Regions from separate parts of the Homo sapiens genome. Here region 2 is linked to region 1. A link is an interaction called in ENCODE POLR2A ChIA-PET data of the cell type or tissue named here. Cell type or tissue: OCI-LY7. All regions are shown on one strand. Each heading gives the region's core, and the rest is flanking DNA. Links, peaks and the distances in the headings are about the cores only.

Region 1 (5,379 bases), core at 287-5,286:
GAAAATTTATGTCTCTCTTGAGGACCTATCTGACTCTCAGCCCTACCACACTACCCAGGAACCTAATGATTTATGCAGTGTGAAGAATCTTCATACTTTCTCCTCTCATCAGAGGGAGCAATGGCATTTGATGAGTTCAGTGCTGCTATTTGCTTCACACAGAGCATCCATTTAAGACTGGTCTTGGCACCTCTCTCACTGGAGAAGAGTATTAAAGAAAAACACAAATTAAATCCCTGGCATGGCACCCTGCTACAGTGTGACTGAGACTTCTTAGCAGCTGACCGGGACACTCTTAGCCTCCAGATTTCCTTTGACTCAATCAATGAAAAACGACCCATATCAAAATAAGCTTTTCCTCCAAGGGAACCCAAGCTGTGGCTCCTTTGTTCAGTCCCCTCTGCACACATCTGTCAAAGAAATCAAGTCATGTGGCTACTCTGAGTCTCTTTCCTCCCCTGCAGAAAGAGGATGGCAATACTCTCACACTTGACGTGGGCTATAAATGAGATAATGCATATAAAGCTCTATGCAGCTCCTGGCGCACAGCAGGCTTGCAATTGTGCTGGTCCTTCTTCCTTCTGCTTCCCTTTCTTTCTTTTAATAAGAAATAGAAGAGCACATGCAGCTAGGATTACTGAGGAGACACCTGTTATTTTTAACCTGAACCTTTGCCTAGTTATAGGAGGGCAGCATGTTAAGTGTCAAATAGAACCCAGAAAAAATTCTCACTTTCATCTTCAGAATCCAGGTAGAAAACTCCCAAGGGAATCCAGCCTTTGGGACACATGACTTGAAGTCAAATGGCTTCCTGGCTGTGGCACAAATAGTTGTTGTTGTTGTTTTTAATTTCTGGGATGGGGGTCAAGGCGGGGCGGAATTGCAATCTCCCACAGCCATGCCAACAGTGTATTATGAAGATTTAGGGTATTTACCATTCTAACATGTGAAAAATGGCATTTTGATGTGATTTTACTTTTTATTTTTTAAATTATGAGTGAAGCCGAATATCTTCCGTACTCAAAAGCCACTTGTATTTCACTGTCTGTGATCTGTCAGTTCATTGCCTACAGTTGTTTCTTATTGGGTTGTTGATCATGTACTTATTGATTTCTTAAACTTTTTATATATTGGAGAGCTAATCCCTTTCTGATATGAGTTTGAATCTGCATCCCCCCGCTAGTTTGTTTTTTGTGTTTTTGATTGTGTTTGGGGTATTTTTTTTAATGTAGCCAAATCAATCATTCCCTTTAGAACTTCCGGATTCTGGGTCCAAATTAGAAAGAACTTCTTTACCCTGAGGTTGTAAAAGGATTCTCCAATGATTTCTTCTGCTATTATAATGGGTTTTACAAATACGTTTAAATCTTTGAGATCTTTCATGTTTTTAAGAAAACCCAGAAGTCAGGGTTTTTTTTGTTGCTGTTGTTAAATATCCCAATTTTTAATATTGGCAACGAATTTAAAACACACATACACGCATACCATTTCCCAATTTGTTTAAAAGCCTCTGCCCTTTGTCTGTCAGTGTCTGTGGCTTGGAAGGGGTAGCCTAGTGGCTTATCTCAGTACTGGGCTTTGAGAGACACTGGAAATTTTGCCAGCTGCAAAGTGGGGCTGAACCAATTAATGTGGGGCCTCACTGAGAATTAGCTCCTTGACGCATTCAAGCTAGTGTACCTTCTTGGCTGCATTTAATTGGTTTCGCATCCAAAGAGGTAAGTGCTTATCCCTGCTATTACTTACACTGAATTCAGATTTGGATTACCCGAGTTAGGATAAATGCAGCTTGTGTTCTTCCTTCTAAGTCTTTTGAGATCACTGGTCAATGGTGATACTTGAATGCGAAATTTAATACCTTGAGCAGGAATTAAACCTTGAGCTCTATTTGTTTTGCTCTCTTTGGGGAAGTACCTTAGCAGTCATCTTTCCTCTATGCCACCTAGTCATCTTCCTGTCATAAAAATTTCTAAGCAGAGAATCAGGGTGGGAAGAGAAGGGCTGATCAGTAGGACTGACTGTTAACTTGTGAAATGAGCAGAGGTGTACAAGCTGATTGTGGGAAACTTCTTTCCCATGTGATTCTTTCTTCATCCATATCAGGAAAGCTGTTGCCTAAGAACCTTGACGTGTGTGCATTATGATAATGTACTTGGAGGCAAAGGTAAGGTTAGAAACGCCTTCCTGCTAGCTCCACTACACAGCCAAGGAATTCAAAACTGGGTACCTCTAAAACAGAGAGGTCACCTGGGGAGAAGGGGAATGGGGAAGACCCTAAATGGACCTCCATCCTTTTCTACCCGATTGCACAAGCTGATTAAGCCCTCTGTGAAGCCTTTCTAGAATCCCCCAGGTGCACTCAGAGTCTTCTGCTTCTCTTGCCAGATTGGGAGCTCAGTGAGTCCAGAGGTGGTGGTTTCCAGGTGTGTATCCAGCTCTAATCATAGTTCCTGGAGCAGGGCTGGTACTCTGTGAATTGAAAACTTGTGCCAATGCATTTATTTACTGGGCACTTCTTGGCACGGCCAAGGGGGCCAGGACCAAGTCTAAAGGTCTCCAGTCACTTTTCAGTTAACCAATCAATAAAGCCTCACTGGGCTATTACGGGAGTGTCCATACACTTCATAGAAGAAAAAAGACTGGCCTGGGGGTCAGGAGATTTTGGTCTCAATGTTGATTCTGCCAGTTACCCAGTGAGTGACCTTCGGCAGTAGGACTCCAGTCTCTCTGAACCTCAGTTTCATCTTCTCTAATAGGAGGAAGTTAGACCACATCTCTCCACAGTCTCTTCATCTCTGCTGTTCTTCAAGTCTGTTGGTTTAAGGTTGCAGGGAGGGGCCTCTGCTCAGTGATGGCAAATAGAGGAAGAAGGGAGCACTGTTGGCTGGGCACTCCCAAGTGCTGGACACTTTAAAGATTGACATAACATTTTCATTTTAGTTCTCAAAACACTTCTAGGAGGTGGGCATTTTGCTCTCCATTTGACAGATGATGAAGAATCTAAGGTTTGGGAAGATTAAGTCCTGAGACCGTGCAACCAGTTTGCTGAGTGGCCTGAAGTCAGCAGGATTTCATCAGGAAAACACATTGTCTTTTCCCACCAGGGCCTCCAAACTCACTTCCCTGTCACTTGGAGAAACATCATTTCCAGTCCCTTTTAGCTATTAGAAAAAAAGTGGCAGCAGCCTCATCTTGAGTAATTAGAAAGTCTAGCCCAATATAAATGGAAACTTCAATTTCACATTCAGTTTACAAACTTTATCCCTCTCATCAGCTCAAACCTGGTCTAGAGTTCAGGGAGCAATGGTGGGCATGAGGAGACCCTGGCTGTCCTTTCACTCTTCAGTTCCACTTCTTACCCACCTGTCCCCTTACCCCCACCCCTCTCAGTTCTGGCTCCCTAGGGCAGAGCAAGGGAAGGAAGGAATGGGGCAGAGGCCTCTTCATGCAGCTGATGCTCTTTGCACTTTTCGCTTGGCCATCCAATCACCTTTGCTGGGGCAGTTTCCTAGAGTCAGCTCTTCCATGGAGTATGTGGCAGGCTTTCTGAGAGCCTCGGCATGTGGTCTCTGCCCCTAAAGCTGACCCGTTTGGTGTCTTCTCCCCTTCTTCAGTCCCCTCTCGCATAGCCTCCTCAGGCTGGGTCCTCTTGAGACAGTTCAAACCCAGCGACCCTCACTGGCATTCCCTGTCCCATAAGTACAGTGCACCCTTGCCCTGCGAGGAGGGGAGTGAGCAGCAAGCCTAGCTGCTGACGCCATCCCCTCACCTGGCTATCACGGCAGCTTCAGCTCATGGGCAGCAATGTTTATTTTACACACACTTTCAAACACCTGGAGACAGAGCAAGTTCTCAAGAACTTTCTCACTTTGGCCTGCTTCACTAACACCAGGGAGTTGTTTTTGCAAGTTTCTGGAGCTCTGCACACATCCAGTTAAGAAGATATGATGCCAGTCTCCCCTGCCGTGTGGATCAGTTGACAGTTGAGGGTAGAGAGCATCACTTTTCTTTGTCCCCTCCAATTCATCTACAGATGTCCGTGGAAAGGTCCGCTCCTCAGAGAAGCTCCAGCCTCCTCTGACACAGCCTCTTACCCAGGGAGGGTGTTTCCAGGCTAGCTTTGCCATCTTCCAGTAAGTGCTGCAAGTGTGTCAAGCAGCCCTCTAGAACATGGGCTACTTGCCACCAATTATCTTTAGCCTGAGGCTTTAGCCAAGATTCAGACACAATAGAAAAAAACTCCCTTCATGGCCTGCTAAACCTTTATAATGTAAATCTGCCTTATTTTAGCTTTGTTAAAGGCAAAATAGACAGGCAGGTGGAGGGGCATCTCATCCCTGCCTGGAAGCTGCCCACAGCTAGTTTCCACTGCTGTCCCTCAGCCCTGGTCTGATGGTACCAGGGATAAAGAGTGCATCCCTTCAAGCTGTGCTGAGTTGCTGCTGGTTAAAGCCCGAAGTGGGAATCGGCACAGCAGGCTGTTGCTTCCTGGAGCAAGAAGGTAAGCGAAGGTAAGCAGTCATTCTTCTAGTTCTTTGCTGCGTTTAACGACTGCTGAAGCTGGAAGTGTGACAGGGCACTGCAGTGTACCCATCTTAGTGTGCCGCAGGAGGAGGTCCTGGGGGTGGGCAAGCATGCTATGCTGAGAAATGAGACCAACCACTGAGCACAGAAGCCACAAAAAGACCCTGCCTCCATGGTTTTCAAATTTTATTTCTGTTTCAGAAAATATTGTTCCAAGAAACTCTTACCTGGAATTCTGTTGCACTAGAACAGTTTTTCTGGCCAAAGTGAGGTTGGGGCTGGGTGCTGACCCCATCCTTCTTGGTCTCCTTCCTCTCCTTGTGGTTCTGATAGGGCTGTAAGGAACCTTTGGAATTTACAGAGCAGAGAGTAACAAACAAACAAACAAATGCCTGGTGTCGGAAGATAGAATTTAGATTAAGAGCAAATTTGCAGGACTGGGACCTTCTGTAGAGTCTATCAAGATGAAATATAGTAAGCCAAGATTTGCACATATAGGTGCAAGGTAGAGAGTGCTGGCTTAGCAGCAGCTAGGAAAAACACAGCTTTTGGATTTTGCCATAACACACATCACATTTTCCAACATACATCATAGTGTGATCTGGTTGTCGAAAGTATTGATAAGACTGGGTGCGGTGGCTCATGCCTGTAATCCCAGCACTTTGGGAGGCCAAGGCTGGCCGATCACCTGAGGTCAGGAGTTCGAGACCAGCCTGGCCAACAGGATGAAACCCTGTCTGTATTAAAAATACAAAAATTAGCTGTGTGTGGTGGCACAGGCCTGTAATCCCAGCTACTTGGGAAGCTGAGGCAAGAGAATCACTTGAACCCGGGAAGTGGATGTTGCAGTGAGCT
Region 2 (5,379 bases), core at 129-5,128, 200 kb before region 1:
CCTGAAGGGGCCTGAGGTAGGATCAGGGGCACTGCTGATGACAAGGGGCTGGGGATCAGGGGAACCATTCCCAGGGGCTGGATGAGGGACGGTGCTGTCAGCTCCATCTCAGCATTCACTGGGGGGTCCAGAGGGGCTACTGGTTTGCAGGGTCCAGATCTTGCCAGCTGTACTTTCACTTTCTGTCTGGATTCACTGAAAGACAAGATTTAATACACGACATGATGGATATACATTTTTTCTGAACTGTTCTACCGCTTTAAGCCTCATATTGAAGCCACGCTTTTATGGAACATGCAGATAATTTCTGTAATGAGTGAGTATGAGATACAGAAAAGATTAGCTCTCCAGTTCAAGGCTAGGGCTTCTTCTCACATAAAATAAGTAATCCTAACAATGTAATGTAAAAGTAATTCATCCTGTTATTAAAGAGGATTGCCAACCTACCTTGATTGCTCTTCTAACTGCATTTTACAAATAGCTGCGAGCTGAGCCATTTTACTTGGGAAGGGTGCAGAATTCTGAGAACTCTCAGCTGGTAAAATAGAAAGGAAGAGAGCACCGGTCAAAGCTAAAGAACAAATGTTCACACAGATGAAACCTCACTGAAGTCAGAGGAACAGAAAGTGTGCACCTCCCCTCAAAGTTGCATAGCGATTAAACAATAAACCCCACAAATGACTTTTTAAATTTATACATTAGTTAGGCTTCAAGAGGGTTTGGGTATATAGATATTGAAATAATTCTCTGACAACTATTGCAAGGATCAAGTAAGCTGAAAAAATGAGATAAAAGGGAATTCTTCCTAGCAGATCCCTGACATTCCTGAAAACATACCTTTGTTGGTCTTGATAGGGCTACTGGGCGCAGAATTTATCTTTCTCCGATCACTTTCTATACTCTTTACCAATTTGATAAGAGATGGGTGTCGAGTAAAGTTTGGTTTCCCACGTGTGGAAAAGAGGTTTTTGGCACAGTTCTCTTTTGAAGACCGTCTCACCTCCAAATCAGAGGGAGTAAAATGAATGACTGGGCTGGAGCCTGAAACAGAAAACGTCTGTGTATTAAAACCTGGATGGCTCAGTTGGCTTTTGGGATATGAAATAAAACAATTTTAGGAATAAAAGTGGCAAGTTACAGAGCACCGACCATGTGCCTGTCACTGTTCTAAGGGCTTTACAGAGAAAGCCTTGTTTATCTTATTAAATGGATTCTGAGACACAATATTTCCTACATTAGCATTTCTGAAACTGCACTATATCTTATAACCAGTGGTGTGCTAGAGTGTAGTTATTAGTGATTTTTCTTTCTTAGTGATATAGAAAGAATTGTGCATCTTACAATCAGTGAAGTCTTAGATCTGATGAAATATGGGTGATCCTCACAGCTCCATGAGGTAACTGTTCCTCAAGAAATGCAGCCCTGTGTCGGAGATGAGAGCTCTGACCCACACAGACATTAACCTACTGGCTCAAGGTCTCTCAACTGGGAGCATGTGGGCCTGGGATATGAACCTGGTCAATATGGCCCCGGAATTTTCACTCCAAATTCCTGCACGAAAGGACCTCTCTCTGAGATTATACCAAAATCACAGTAACTCCACTGAGGTGCCATTGTTCTTCCCATTTCACCAAGGAGAAAACTAATCCTCGAAGAAGTAGCTTGTCTCAGGCCGCAAAGCCAGAGTGGCAGGGCTTGGAATGGAACCTAAGTTTCCCTCTGTCTTCATGGCCCACGTTCTTGTCATTTTCAATGATTCTGGGTGGGGATCTTTGGTAGAATGCAAAATGTCAGCATCGCAGAGTTAAGATGAAGGCTAGAAATATCTACTTTGATACCAGAGTGAACTCATTTCATATTCTCAATGGGCACAGGTTCTGTTGTGGTCACTGTGCCGCATAGCAGCAATAGTGTTTTATGCTTTGTGGTGCTTTCAACTTTCCGAATGCTTTCACATACAGATTGTACTTCTTGAACACAGGGTGGGAGGTTGTTATGGATCTTGGTTAGCTGATGGAGCCAGTAGCCAAACTTTCTATATTGCCATTCATCTTGAATCATCTTTTCAATCATATATATCTTTTCCATGTGGGGCGGTGAGTAGGAAGGGGAAGGGAAAATATCTCCCAATGTGCATTAATTCAAAATAATAAAGCAGGATAAAGAAAATGTGGTACATATACACCATGGAATACTATGCAGCCATAAAAAGAAATGAGATCATGTCCTCTGTGGGACACGGATGGAGCTGGAAGCCATCATCCTCAGCAAACTAACATAGGAATAGAAAATCAAACACTGCATGTTCTCACTCGTAAGTGGGAGTTGAACAATGAGAACACATGGACACAGGGAGGGGAACAACACACACTGGAAATTAAAAATTAGAAAAACACACACACAAATAATAAAGCAGAGGGTGAAAGAAAAAAATACATACCACTGGTATTTGGACTGATTTCTGGGCCGGTCCATTTGAAAGCTGGTTTTCGGCCTCTTTCCTCTGTAACATGAACTTTCTTGATAAGATCCAGGCTACTCAGAACATTAGCTATATCATACAACCTCCTAATTTTTGCTGGGAAAAAAAGTATATATACCACTTAATGGAATAATGAAAAGATCAAAGAATTTTCCTTCAGAAGGACTTCATGTATATTCTAAGAGCTGTCTTAACCATCAATGTCAGACAGAGAAACATCTGCCTCCTTTTAAGTTCTTCTGGTGATACAACTTTAATTAAGATAAAAAAGTTTTAAATATTTAAAAGACTCAATTACTGCTAGTACTCAATGTTGAAATGACAATAGCATACGTTGACAAAGGAAAAACGACTTGATGAGATCACCCTATCTGAAACTATGTTACAGACTGTTTCAAAAATAAAGTCACCATTCCTGGGTATCTTCTAATGAGGATTCAGAAGAATTTTATGAGCAGAGAAGTAAAAGTATCTGTGATAAATGTCTTGCTTTTCTGCTTGTAATAGCTTATAACAAAATTTATTTACTATGGCAGCATGGAAAATTCTGTACTCCATCAACATGTGTAATTTTTTAATACTGTCTATGTAACATGCAAAACATAGATCTGTGAACTTGACAAACCTCACATATCTTAAAGAGTTTTGTTACAAAAAGTCTGTTTTTTACTGCCATCTTGATAGTACAAATTACAAATCGAGTCTCCTTCCTAGCCATATCAGAAGGTTCTGAATTCCCTGGGGATTCAGTAACTTACACCTCTGCAGTTCCTGGAATAGTTTTCAAGGCTATGACTAACCAGTGAAACAAAGATGAAAACTATCCGGTGACTCACAAAAGGCAAGTAACCCCTCAGTAGTATCAGGACGTGTTTTCTGAAATTGCAGATCTCCCGATCTCCCGAGCCAAGTGCTCCTCCCCATCCGCTGAGCACTTCTTTCCACACCCTTCCTGCAAAGTCTGGTGTAATGGTGAGGGCATAGCTCTTTTGTTAGGAATCCAATCTACAGTCCCTTCCCAATTTTGAGCAGGTAATCTAGCTAAAACCATTCTTTCAAAATGGCAGACTACCTGTGCTGCAGGTCACTTCTGGGGACAATTTTATGAGTCATTTATAAACCCTCTGTAATCAGCATCAGTGGAAGGAGACCAGGGTGCAGACCCACTTTACAATTTACTCTCATTTAGAGCTCACACAGAACAGATTCTTCTAGTGTTTCCTTTTTTTTGAGACAGAGTCTTGCTCTGTCCCCCAGGCTGGAGTGCAGTGGCGCGATCTCGGCTCACTGCAAGCGCCGCCTCCCAGGTTCACGCCATTCTCCTGCCTCAGCCTCCTGAGTAACTGGGACTACAGGTGCACGCCACCACGCCCGGCTAATTTTTTTGTATTTTTAGTAGAGACGGGGTTTCACTGTGTTAGCCAGGTTGGTCTGGATCTCCTGACCTCATGATCCGCCCTCCTCGGCCTCCCAAAGTGCTGAGATTACAGGCTTCAGCCACCGCGCCTGGCCGTGTTTACTTTTGAGAACAATGTTACAATATCAAATGAAGCAATGTGTCAAATAAGAGTAGTGATACTTGGCCAGGCGCAGTGGCTCAGGCCTGTAATTTTGGGAGGCCTCCCAAAATTTGGGAGGCCGAGGTGGGTGGATCACGAGGTCAAGAGATCGAGATCCTCCTGGCCAACATGGTGAAACCCCGTCTCCACTAAAAATATAAAAATTAGCCGGGTGTGGTGGCGCGCAACTGTAATCCCAGCTACTCCGGAGACTGAGGCAGGAGAATTGCTGGAACCCGGGAGGCAGATGTTGCAGTGAGCCTAGATCTCGCCACTGCACTCCAGCCTAGCAAAAGAGCTAGACTCCGTCTAAAAAAAAAAAAAAAAAAAAAGAGTAGTGATACTTATGTATCATAACAAGTTAGCTAAATCAATATTATCATGGCTTCTGGGGAGAAGATATAAAAACATAATTAGAGAAGATCTGTTTATGCACCTATGTTTCCTAATTTGGAAATGAGTTTACGACTGAGATTTTATTGTTTAAGAATAGGTTCAAAAATCCATGGCAGTCATGACACTTACTTTTAAACTTGCTTTTATCCAAATCTTCCACATGGTCCTCCCCAATTAAAATCTTGGCAGCAACTTCTAGGCTTACTATCTGAGGCGTTGACACCAAAAACAGCATCACAAATTTCTGGCTCATTACCCTTAAAGACTTGTCTTTGCGGCTGTTTACAGAAGCTTTAGAGAAGGATGAGGATTAGAGAATTAAAATTCATAAAGGGACAAGTGACTTCTAAAGTAACAAGGCTAAAAATACTACCACCTGATCATACAGCTGACAACTGTGGCATCTGAACATTAAAGGCAGCAGTAGCTTTAGAGCTGTGTTCTCCACAGAACCTTTTCCTTAGACAGAGGACAAATGCCATGCCGCCTGGAGTTTTCACTACCATCTCTCACCTGCCCGAAATTCCACTCCAGGGAGTTCCACAAAACACATGTCTGGGTGTCCATTTGGGCCAGTGTTTGATTTGATGATATGATCCTCTATACTGTAACTCTTAATAAAGTCAAACTCTTGCTCATATTCTTTCTTTTTGATCATCATAATCTGCTCGGCGTACTTATTCTCCTCCCCGATGCTCTTCAAGGTGCCAAGGGTTTTGTTGAGATTGTGTCGCCCGTGCCAAGTGTACCTGTTTTTGGCGAGGCGGCTCACCATATGTAAACTCTCTAGGACGTTCACGATATCGTAAATGCGTCGACGTTCAACATCTACAAAGAATGTGCAATTGTGTGTTACAGATTTTTGTAACGTGTTTAGAATTGAATAGCTTTTTCTTCCATTGGTTTATTAGTCAGTAGGTCTTGGATAATATCACTTTCCTA

What was found. ChIA-PET counts read pairs that join two places held together with the same protein. Peaks named below come from ENCODE experiments on the same cell type or tissue, not always from the same donor. Only the 100,000 strongest peaks of a DNase experiment are listed, where the experiment ranks them.
Region 2: POLR2A ChIA-PET joins it to region 1 with 6 read pairs; 2 of 35 experiments call an interaction of 5 or more read pairs at or near these places.

The regions. Positions count from the first base shown.
Region 1 is chr11:19,426,768-19,432,146 of GRCh38, forward strand. It overlaps a transcript of NAV2 not described here. Among named protein-coding and RNA genes, the nearest start is that of NAV2-AS5, 78 kb to the right of the region's middle. In OCI-LY7, for the core only: a CTCF peak has its summit at 1,542; a DNase peak (open chromatin) is centred at 2,794; H3K4me3 peaks cover 401 bases.
Region 2 is chr11:19,229,794-19,235,172 of GRCh38, forward strand. E2F8 (E2F transcription factor 8) reads right to left here. Exons shown (of 13, transcript NM_024680.4): 5 at 4,951-5,265; 6 at 4,567-4,728; 7 at 2,441-2,578; 8 at 838-1,041; 9 at 448-535; 10 at 1-195. The region is part of intron 1 of CSRP3-AS1 (CSRP3 and E2F8 antisense RNA 1); the gene reads left to right. Among named protein-coding and RNA genes, the nearest start is that of E2F8, 8.5 kb to the right of the region's middle. RefSeq lists an enhancer at 2,526-3,725. In OCI-LY7, for the core only: no CTCF peak of the experiment used is centred there; no DNase peak of the experiment used is centred there.